2 separate regions of the Homo sapiens genome follow, and region 1 is linked to region 2. The links are chromatin contacts, found by Hi-C or POLR2A ChIA-PET in ENCODE. All regions are on one chromosome and are shown on one strand. The core of a region is the stretch at or near the end of the contact, and the rest is flanking DNA. Distances in the headings are between cores, read along the strand shown. Region 1 overlaps KAT6B (lysine acetyltransferase 6B). Region 2 has its middle 11 kb from the start of PLAU.

Evidence for each region. Hi-C counts contacts between places; a loop is a spot of excess contacts on that map. ChIA-PET counts read pairs that join two places held with the same protein, here RNA polymerase II (POLR2A).
Region 1: a loop to region 2 is called in a map of PC-3, with 3 times the contacts of the local background. The contact joins two enhancer-like sites. A Hi-C loop is called at or near these places in 1 of 168 maps with a recorded cell type or tissue (PC-3). POLR2A ChIA-PET finds 5 or more read pairs at or near these places in 2 of 52 experiments (RWPE1 and T-cell).

What each region holds. Positions count from the first base shown.
Region 1 is chr10:74,919,731-74,925,357 of GRCh38, forward strand. The region is part of intron 3 of KAT6B (lysine acetyltransferase 6B); the gene reads left to right. Among named protein-coding and RNA genes, the nearest start is that of KAT6B, 96 kb to the left of the region's middle. Within about 2 kb of position 4,106, at least 9 of the 41 ENCODE cell types and tissues checked have a DNase peak (open chromatin) inside an H3K27ac peak, as active enhancers do; they include PC-3, where a contact is called at or near this core.
Region 2 is chr10:73,897,578-73,903,169 of GRCh38, forward strand. No RefSeq gene overlaps it. Among named protein-coding and RNA genes, the nearest start is that of PLAU, 11 kb to the right of the region's middle. Within about 2 kb of position 1,939, at least 8 of the 41 ENCODE cell types and tissues checked have a DNase peak (open chromatin) inside an H3K27ac peak, as active enhancers do; they include PC-3, where a contact is called at or near this core.

The sequences.
Region 1 (5,627 bases), core at 2,856-5,355, 1.0 Mb after region 2:
CAGTCTCCAATTAAACATATGTTAAAATTTCTCACTGTATGCTCTATGCCTTTACCCTCTTTTGTGTTTTTCTTCTTTTTCTGAGCTGTACTCAGTTTACTGATTCTCTCTTCAACTATATCTAATCTGTCATTAGTTATAGAATTTTTATTTAGTTATCAAATTTGTCATCTTTTATAGTTTATAGTTCCCTGTTAAAACCATTTAGTTTGGTTTTTATCTCTTTGAATATAGTTAATGTCATTGTTTTTAAATCTTTACCTGTATTTTCAATATCTGAAGTTCCTGTGGGTCTTCTTCTGTAGTTTCTTGTTTCTGCTGGTTCTGACTCATGGTGTTTGTTTTTTCCTGTGCCTGATTACATCCTGGATGTTGTTTTTGAAAAAGTATTTATAGAAATAATTTGAGGTTGAGAATTTTCATATGCTTCTGCCTTCTGCCTAGGTTGTACAGTTTAAGGCCTCCTCAAGCCAAGTTCATGATTCAGGTATTGTGAGTTGGGCTGCAAACCTGTGTGCAGGCTGGTTACTTACAGTTCACTTTCCCTCTTTGAAGCCCCATTTACAATAGGGGTTGGTATCCTTGAGACCCCACCTGCTTAGGCTCCAGATGTCACCAGAATTTCACATCAGCTTTATTTCCTGGATTGGTAAATATAACCCCATGATAAAAGTGGCTCTGAGTGTTGGGTTTACCTCTTGGACTTCCTGTCCTCACCAATTTTTGACCGAAAATTCAACCCTATGTTGTTAGCTCTTTGAATTACCTATTCTGTCCTCATTAGAAGAGTGCCTCCAGCATTTATTGCCTAAACATGACAGCTGAGTATTTTTAGTTTGATTTTTTTTTTAACATTTGCTAATAATACGTTTTCAACCAGATCATAAACTTTGTGGATAAGGTCCCTGTCTGCTATTTCTTTACCCTTCTCATATAGCATTTAATACAATGATAGGTGGATAATTGGTTCTCTTGGCCAGTTGACTGATCAAGGGGCAATTCTCCAAACTCTGGTGATTTCTCCTTTTCGTTCGTAAGACTGCTTTTATACCCCAACAAAGAAACTTGTTATAATTTAATAGTGGCTGTGTCCATTTTTCTTTTCTTCTCTGCTGTTCCATCCCAAGGTGGGATGGCCCCAATTAGACTAACCACTGAAACCCTGGGCATAAAATGGTGCCCAGGGAGCTTTTCTTCATATTAATTTGTGTGTACTCTAAAAGGAAAGATTATTTGGCTTGCTCATAAATCCAAAATTTTGGTGATGAAAATATGTTTATAATTATTTCTTTTGAGCTTGATTTGTTGTGGATTTTTTCCTTTATTTTGGTTTAAGATCAAATGGTTTCCTAATGTGTATGGGTCACTGTAGTCTAAATTTTTTTTTTTTTTTTTTTTTTTGAGATGGAGTTTTGCCCTTGTTGCCCAGGCTGGAGTTAAATGGCGAGATCTTGCCTCACTGCAACCTCCACCTCCTGGCTTCAAGTGATTCTCCTGCCTCATCCTCCTGAGTAGCTGGGATTACAGATGCCTGCCACCACGCCCAGCTAATTTTGTATTTTTAGTAGAGACAAGATTTTATCATGTTGGCCAGGCCGGTCTGGAACTCCTGACCTCAGGTGATCCGCCTGCCTTGAACTCCCAAAGTGCTGGGATTATAGGCATGAGCCACCGTGCCTGGCCTCTAAATATTTTTAAAGTATAGATGTTTTTAAACTTGTAGCTCCTGAGTGTGAACTGTCCCTTGCTGTTTTTTGGGCATCTATCAAGGCATTTGTTCTAACCACTGAGTAAGAAGGACATCACTAAGGGGGTTGTAGCTATACCTTTCTTCTTTTTATCTTTAATTAACATGCATTGACTGCCTGGTATGTTAGAAACAGACCTGCCTATTACAGTCTCATTCCCTTCCATACTCATCCTTGCTTGTGTGGCTACCTCCCAAGCTAGGACTGCAAGACCCTTATCACTCCTGCTTACTATTGGTTTTTGTGTCCTTTTGGCAATTTTCTAGTGGCTGCTTGAACTATTGGTTGTCAGATTGACCTGATTTGTTTCACTTGTAAACAAAATGCTTAAGCCACTGTTGATTTTTGTGACAGCTCAGTTGCTTAGAGCAAGGTGTTAATGAGACATCGGTCATAGGTCCAGGCTCTGGGTTGACTGGTAAGCTTTGCTCTGGCCCATGGCCACAGACCCTGACTCCCCCTTGCCAGCTGTCTTGCACATGTAGCTATGGCTCATTATGGGGACACAGCAGGGGGTGGAGATAAGACAAGGCAAATCTGTCATCTCTGCCAGAAAAGACAACTCCTACTGATAGGTCAGTAACCTTTTCATTGGAAGAACAGCACGTTAGTATTAGCTTCTGTAGATGTGTCTAACTGAGTCTTTTTCTTAAAATAACTCATGTGATTGTATGGGTTGTCTGCAGCAAGTTTAGAATACTGCTCACATTTTAAAGCATGTTTGAATATAAGGATGGCTTTTTAGTTTGTGAAGATTATTGTCCTTAATCAGGGATTCTTAATATCATTCTCTAAAGTAGAAAAGTGAGCTTTAGAAGTCAAATTTGATAAAGCTCTAGAAAACAACTGCAAAATTGCTGTTATAAAGAAACCTGTCAAATTTAGGAAGTGCCCTCCAGGAGCCCTTCATCCCAACCAATCCTCTCCTAAAAGAAAGGAAAAAAAGAAGAAAGATGGCTAGGTAGATGGAATAGTGATCAGAAAAAAAGAACTTTTCTAGAAAAGCATACCAGTGTGCTCTTTACCAGAGCATTTTAGCAGGTAATATTTTACAAAGGACCCAGCAGATAATTGGGCAGGTTTTTTCTTTAGGAACTTAGTGTTGATGGCCTGAATTAATCTGACTAGGAATTTAGACATTTCTTCATGATATATTTTGAGTCCATAGATGATCTGATTCTAATGTGACTTCAGTTTTTAACTTACATAGCGTTAAGCAAAAGGATGTGTGTGTATGTATGTGTGTTTGTTTTACATCCTAAAGGTATTACAGGCCCCATGGTAAACTTTTTGGCTCAAGTGAATCCAGAGTTTGGTATATGTAACCTCCAGTGGTGGTTCATGAACAAACACTTCATTTCTGTAGTCATATTTTTTTTTAAAGAATAAAAGTGAGCCAGGTTTAAAACTTGTTAAGAAAATAATAGCACAGGTGATACACAGATGAAGCAAAATTGCCGTGGATGGTCTGGGAATGCCTGAGGATTGAGAAACACTGGCTGAATTATACACTGTGGCAGAAGAAATTATAGGCCCTTAGAAACAGGTAGAGGTTATTGGAAAGATTCAAGCACCTAATGTTTAGTTAGAAGGTAAGTAAGCTGGTTTCTTAAGTTCTTGTTTATTTATTGGGTGTGGGCTCAGGATAAGTTAGTTTGAAATAGATCTTAGAGAAGTAAATGCAAGACAACTTTATCAATGAGTCATGGGCAAACAATTCTATTATTAGAAGTAGTATAGAAAAGGAGTAGGAGAAGTAGAAGGGAGGAAGTCTAGTATTCATTCATTTATTTATTCATTAATTCAGCCACTATTTCTTGAGCACCTGGTGTATGTCAGGCACTGTTGTAGGCACTGGGGACACAGCAGGGAGCAAAACAGACAAGTCTCTGCCCTCATGAAATTCATTTACATCCTAATGGGAAGAGACAAATAATGTAAGTGAGTATATAGCATGTCAGCTGTGAGAAATGCTATGGAGAAAAATAAAGCAGAGTAAGGGAATTAAGGAGTGATGGGATGGGGAGGCATTGCTTTTTTAAATAGTTTGATGAGGAAAGACCTCTCTAAGAAAGTGACATTTAACTTGACTTCTGAGGGAAGTGAGGGAGCATTCCAGGCATGGAGAAGGAGTGTTCTAGATGGAGGGAACAGCAAGTGCAAAGAGCCCTTGACATGTCTGAGAAACAGATAAGAGGCCAGTGTGGCTGGCGTGGAGAGAGAGGGGAGAGTCGTCAAGTAGTAAGAGGTGAGAGCAGATGGGAGGAAGGTCTCAGCACAGGTCAGGCCTCTGGCTTTGCTGAGAGTGATGGATGCCTTTGCAGGGTTTTGAACAGAGGAGGCACATGATTTGACTTAACGTTTTAACAAGCTGTTTCCTGCTGCTGTGTTGAGAATAAGCTGTAGGCGGCACCAAGGTGGCAGCTGGGAGGGTATTGCCACAAAACAAGCAAGAGATATGATGGTTTAGGCCAGTGGTAATGGTGGAGAGTGTGAGAAGAGGACAGATTCTGGATGTATTTTGAAGTAGAGCCCGCAGAATTTGTTGATGAACTTGATGCAGAGTGTTAGAAAAAGAGAAGACTTCAAGGTTATTGGCCTGAATAACTGGAAGGATGGAGTTATCTATCACTGAGATAAACAGAGGTAACAGAAGTAAAGGGGAGAGATGGCCATGGTAGAAGGTGGATTACACCTTTAAATTTTTAAAACATATTTTTATTTAAAATAGCCCTCACTCCCTGGCCCAGTGCACACAAAGGACCTGATTTGCTTTTACCCTGAGTTTGTCACTGTAGATATCCTGGAATACTTCGTTAAAAACTATAAATAAAGTGGCCATAATACGGCTCATTTTGTTCAGATTCTAAAAAAAAATTCCTTCATAAGCAGTTGGCTTCCAAATAGCAATGCATGCTGTCAGTTTGGTGACTAATTGGGTTAGAGGTTAATAGCAAGGCAGTCCTATAAACATCAACGGGAGTGGTGTATCCAAATGAAAGCTTGCATTAGGCAACAATTCAAAGAATGAGAATGACTAAATACCATGTTACAAGCCAAGTGAATTATATTAAGAGTTTTAACTTTGAGAGAAAGGGACGTTACCCCTGAAATAACTATCTTAGTTGGATCTTCCCTACTTAATACTCATAGTTGGGTTGTAAAAATGTAAAGGTTACCATCAAAACAGCACTTCTTAACCATGAAATTGACTAACTTTGTAAAATTAGAAATTCTGTTACTTACTTCCTACTATGCTGATTGGACATTCCTTCTTTTGCCAAAAGAACAGAAAGTTGGATTTTGTGCCTTCTAGCCAAGAGAACCACACACCTCTCTCTCTGTAGACCAGCTAAATGCTTCCTACTGCTCGGTGATGAAATCAGATCATGGAATCAGTCAGTTTGCTATACTGAATTTTTTTTTTTTCAGCTGTGTTCTAATTGAACCTTTGGGGAATAAACTAATTCTTAACATCTGAAAGTTTAAAGGTCTGATACTAGAATTTATGGGGTGGTAGAGGAGACCTTTTAGTCTCTGTATCCAAACCAAAATGTAAATTTACTTTTATTTATTTTTTATTTTTTGAGAAGGAGTCTCGCTTAGGCTGGAGTGCAGTGACATGATCTCGGCTCACTGCAACCTCTGCCTCCCGGGTTCAAGCAATTCTCCCTACCTCAGCCTCCCAATTAGCTGGGATTACAGGTGCTCTTCACCACGTCTGGCTAATTTTTGTATTATTTAGTAGAGACAGGGTTTTGCCATGTTGGCCAGGCTGGTCTTGAACTCCTGACCTCACGTGATCCGCCCACCTCAGCCTCCAAAAGTGCTGGGATTACAGGCGTGAGCCACTGAGCCTGGCCAATTTCTTTTTTTATT
Region 2 (5,592 bases), core at 689-3,188:
TAATTTTTGTATTTTTAGTAGAGACAGGGTTTTACCATGTTGGCCAGGCTGGTCTTGAATTCCTGACCTCAAGTGATCCGCCTGCCTTGGCTTCCCAAAGTGCTGGGATTACAGGCATGAAGCACTGTGCCCAGCCCAGAATTTCCTTCCTTTTTAAGACTAAATAATATGTCATATATGTATATGCCAAGCTTTGTTTATCCATTCATCCATTGATGGACACTTGGGTTGCTTCCACCTTTTGGCTGTTGTGAATAATGCTGCTATGAACATGGGTATAAAAATATCTGTTTGAGTTCCTGCTTTCAATTCTTTTGGGTAGATACCTAGGAGCAGAATTGCTTGATCATATGGTAATTCTATGTTTAACTTTTTTAGGAACTACCAAAATGTTTTCAACAGTGGCTGCATCATTTTACATTCCCACCAGCAATGCACAAGAGTTCCAATTTCTCCATATTCCCACCAGTGCCCTTTTTTTTTTTTTTTTTTTTGAGACGGGGTCTTACTCTGTCACCCAAGCCAGAGTGCAGTGGCATGATCATAGTTCACCGCAGCTTCAAACTCCTAGGCTCAAGTGATCCTCCCACCTTGGCCTCCTCAAGTACTGGGATTGAGGCCAGGCACGGTGGCGCACACCTGTAATCCCAGCACTTTGGGAGACCAAGGTGGGCGGATCACTTGAGGTCAGGAGCTCAAGACCAGCCTGGCCAACATGGTGAAACCCCGTCTCTATTAAAAATCCAAAAATTAGCTGGGTGTGGTGGTGTGCATCTGTAATCCCAGCTACTTGGGAGGCTGAGGCATGAGAATCAATTGAACCTGGGAGGTGGAGGTTCCGATTAGCTGAGATTTTGTCACTGCACTCCAGCCTCGGTGACACAGCGAGACTCCATCTCAAAAAGAAAATAAAGTACTGGGATTACAGGTGTGAGCCACTAAGCCCGACCACCAACACTTTTTCTTTTCTTTTTACTTTTGATAATAGCCATCCTAATGGGTGAGAGGTCATAGGTGAGATCGTTTTTGAACACAATACTCCAGATGCCTGAGTGTTTCAGGCTCCAGGGTCTGCTTCTCCCCCTGAGACCCCACCTCTCCCAGCTCTGAGAGCTGGTGTTTCCCTGTGGTGGCAAAATCACCCTTGCAGCTGAGCAGCCAACATGGTTCTTTCTCCTGCACCCTCTGGTTTCTTCCAAGCTCTGAAGAGCTGGCTATCTCTCTGCCTTCCACTTATGTAGGGTTGGACTGAGAAATAATACAGGCTCTAGGGAGAATACTGACTCTATTTCTGAGCCCACACTCTTCTGAACTTCTTTTTCCACATAGTCTTCCAGACCAGAGGCTACTGTGCTGACTCCATGGAGGCCAGCTATGGCTTTGACCTGCCACTGACCTCAGAACTAGAACAGCATCCAAAGTCTTGGGCAAAACTGTTTCTTGGTCCCATAAGGACCCAGGGGAACATCTTATATTGCTCTGGCTACAACCCCCATGCTATTTGAATCAGCCCCTTCCTTTGCTGAAGTTCATATCTGGGTTTAGGTCTCCAAGACAGACACTGGGTGTGGTGATTCACCCTGTCTAATCCTCATGACTCCTCAAGGGGAACTTGGAGACCTGGAATTTTGGTCAGGAGTCCCTGTTCATATTCCCAGAACCCAGGCTCTCTGGGGTAACATTTGTTTATGTTGTTTAATAGTTACATCCTCTCCATGGCCTTCTGATGTCAAGAGCAGGCCACGTCAAACCTGGCCCCCATGTTCATGTCAAAGCTGGCCCCTATGGGCTACAGACGTCCCAGGCTTTGCTTCAGCCCAGGCCTCACCCCCTTTGCTTACAAGTACCTGATGAAAATTTCTTTTTCTTTTAGCTGATTCTGTCTTCTGTGAAAGCAGGTGGAAAAGACGTTCTGCTGCATTCCACAGAAGGGAAAACAGGCATATGGAGGGAAGTGACTCAGCCAGGTTCATGGATGGAGTCAGCCACCAAGCCAGGAATGGAGCTCTATCCTCTGACTCTGAAACCACAGCCTTCACCACGGCAGTCACTCCTTTCCTCAAGAGGAAGCTTCAGCTCATGCTCGCAGATATGGCCTTTGGACTCAACAGGTGCTACTGGCATTGGGCAGTGGGGCTTTCTACCCCCGGTTCTTCCCACTCCAATCCAGGAGACTACTGGCCTTCAAATATGGATTTCATGGTACAGCACTTTAAAGGAACTTTCTAAGACTTCCTTTTTTTTTTTTTTTTTTTTTTTTTAGACACAGTTTTGCTGTTTCCCAGGCTGAAGTGCAGTGGCACCATCTCAGCTCACTGCAACCTCTGCCTCCCCGTTTCAAGTGATTCTCATGTCTCAGCCTCCCAAGTAGCTGGGAATACAGCCACCTGCCACCACGGCCGGCTAATTTTTTGTATTTTTAGTAGAGATGGGGTTTCACCATGTTGGTCAGGCTGGTCTCGAGCTCCTGACCTCAGGTGATCTGCCTGCCTTGGCCTCCCACAGTGCTGGGATTATAGGCGTGAGCCACCGTGCCAGGCCTCGAAGACTCTTTCTAAAGCAAAGCACATGACTTTCCAAGTTTGGAAAATCAAAAGCCCCTAAAGATAGGAAAGATGACAGCTGTACAAGTCCTCATGCCTTCCGTTGCACTCTCACTTCCTCTCTCGGAGTCCTCTCATTTCAATTCCCAATTCCATTACTGCACCAAGATTCTGGGGTTCATGCTCCCCACAGCCCAAGCACAGACAAATTTCAAATCACTGTCTTTTGCTTCCTATATTTCAACTGAGATTGATGGAGATTTTCAGTTTTACTAAACTTAAGCACACCCTTGCTCAAGAACCTGCAGTACCTTTCTGGAGTCTATGGAATCAAGTGCACACTTCTAGCTGCAGTAAGATCTTTTATAATCTGACCTCACTCTAGTTGAACTTAGCTCTCATGCAATGTAAACCTTCCCTAATCAAGCCAGACTTCTCACTGCTTGTGCATACATCTACACACACACACACACACACACAGAGAGAGACTTAAATACATACAGGTTTATTCTCCACAACACGTAAAAATGTTTATTCCTAGCTCCTGTCTCTTTCCAGGGGTCTTACCTGGAATTCTTGTTTCCTGCCCTCTGCCAATCCCAACCTCACCCATCTTTTAAGATTTGTTCATGGGTGAGCGCGGTGGCTCACACCTGTAATCCCAGCACTTTGGGAGGCTGAGGTGGGTGGATTACTTGAGGTCAGGAGTTTGAGACCAGCCTGGCCAACATGGTGAATCCCGTCTCTACTAAAAATACAAAAAGTGGCTGGATGTGGTGGTGTAAGCCTGTAATTCTAGCTACTCAGGAGGCTGAGGCAGGAGAAATGCTTGAACCTGGAGATGGAGGCTGAGGCAGGAGAAATGCTTGAACCTGGAGATGGAGGCTGCAGTGAGCTGAGATCATGCTACTGCACTCCAGCCTGGGTGACAGAGCAAGACTCTGTCTCAAAAAAAAAAAAAAAAAAAGATTTGTTCAGGAAGCCAGGCATGGTGGTTCATGCCTGTAATCCCAGCACTTTGAGAGGCCAAGGTGGGCAGATTGCTTGAGCTCAGGAGTTCAAGACCAGCTTGGGCAACATGGTGAAACCCCTTGTTCTCTACCAAAAATAGAAAAACTAGCCAGGTGTGGTGGCGGGTGCCTGTAGTCCCAGCTACTCAAGAGGCTAAGCAGGAGAATTGCTTGATCCTGGGAGGCAGAGGTTGCAATGAGCCAAGACAGCGCCATTGCACACCAACCTGGGTGACAGTGTGAGACCCTGTTCCCCTCCCCGCCCAAAAAAAAGATTAGTCCGGGAAATCTCTAACTTTAGTGTCTCCAGTCTCTGAACTTCTGCTGCGTTTGTGGCTGATAGGCTGCTTAATGATTAACAACTTTTACAAAAATCTTGGTAAAAATTACATAATATTTACCATCTTTATAATTTTTTATGTGTGCAGTTCAGTAGTGTTTAGTACATTTCGCTTGTTGTGCAACCAATCTCCAGAACCTTTTTTTTTCAAGACGGGGTCTCACTCTGCCTCCCAAAGTGCTGGGATTACAGGCATGAGCCACCGCGTCTGGTCCAGAACTTTTACATTTTGTAAAACTGAAGCTGTATACCCACCCATTGAACAATAACTCATCATTTCCCCCTTCCTCAGCCTCTGGCAACCACCATTCTACTTTCTGTTTGTATGAATTTGACTATTATATAAAATATAAGTAGATTTAAGTGGAATTATACAGTATTTGCCTTTTTGTGACCAGCTTATTTCACTTACTATGCTGTCTTCAGGGTTTATTGAAGTTTTAGCATGTGATGGGATTTCGTTCCTTTTTAAGACTAATATTCCATGTGTAGATATGCTGCATTTTGTTTATCCATTTATCTGCGTGGACATTTGGGTTGCTTCCCCCTCTTGGCTATTGTGAACAGTGCTGCTATGAACAAAGGTATGCAAATCTCTCATCAAGACCCTGCTTTTACTTCTATATCTAGAAGTGGAGTTGCTGGATCATCTGGTAGTTCTGATTTTTTGAGGAACTGCCATATATCAGCTGCACAATTTTACAATCCCACCAACAGTGCACAAGGATTCCACTCTCTCCACATGATCACCAACACTTGTTATTTTCTGTTTATTTTTTCTTTATAGTTGCCATCCTGTTTAAAGACTTTTTCATTGTTTCATGTAAATTCATTTTGTCTTCCTAACAGATTTCATGTGTCTTCAGGGCAGGAATCTTGCCCTGTTCTCCTGTGTACCCTCAGTGCCTAGCACCGCATGAGGCATGTCCTTAGGTGTCTGAAGGTCCTTTTTGGTTGATTGGATGAAATGAACAGTTTGAGTTGAGCTTAGTCCTTTTGAGAACTTAGGGTAGAATTCCCTTTACAAACAGAACAAGCTGACTGCTATGATACAGACTGAATGAATCTTCAGGACACTGCTGCACTGTGGAGCAAAGTCTGCATGGGGACAGTGTCACTGTCGCTTCCTCTTTGACTGAAGATGCAATATTGTGGTCATCACACAAGCTGCTGGGTCTACTCTCCCTGCAAAGCATAATGCTCTGGAAACCCAATTCTATGCAGGTAGAATCAGAAGACCTTAGAAATAAAAACAAAACCAAAAACTGACCTTGAGAAGCTCAGAGGAGGGCCAGTACGGGAACTGAGAGGAAACATCACAGATAGACAGGTACTAGTAGGTACAGCTATTCTCAACTCTGCTTTGTTCTAACCGCTACTTAATTTCCCTTCATTTTCCTGAGGTCTTGGGGAGCCAATTTTTTATTCACTGCTATGACTTTGAGGGTTCCTCTGGGTCTCCAAGCTCTTTTTTTTTTTTTTTTTTGGAGACAGAGTCTCACTATGTCACCCAGGCTAGAGTGCAGTGGCATGCTCTTGGCTCACTGCAACCTCTGCCTCCCGGGTTCAAGCAATTCTTGTGCCTCAGCCTCCTGAGTAGCTGGGACCACAGACGCATGCTACCATGTCCAGCTGATTTTTTTTTTTTTTAAATTTTAGTAGAGACAGGGTTTCACCATGTTGCCCAGGCGGTCTTGAA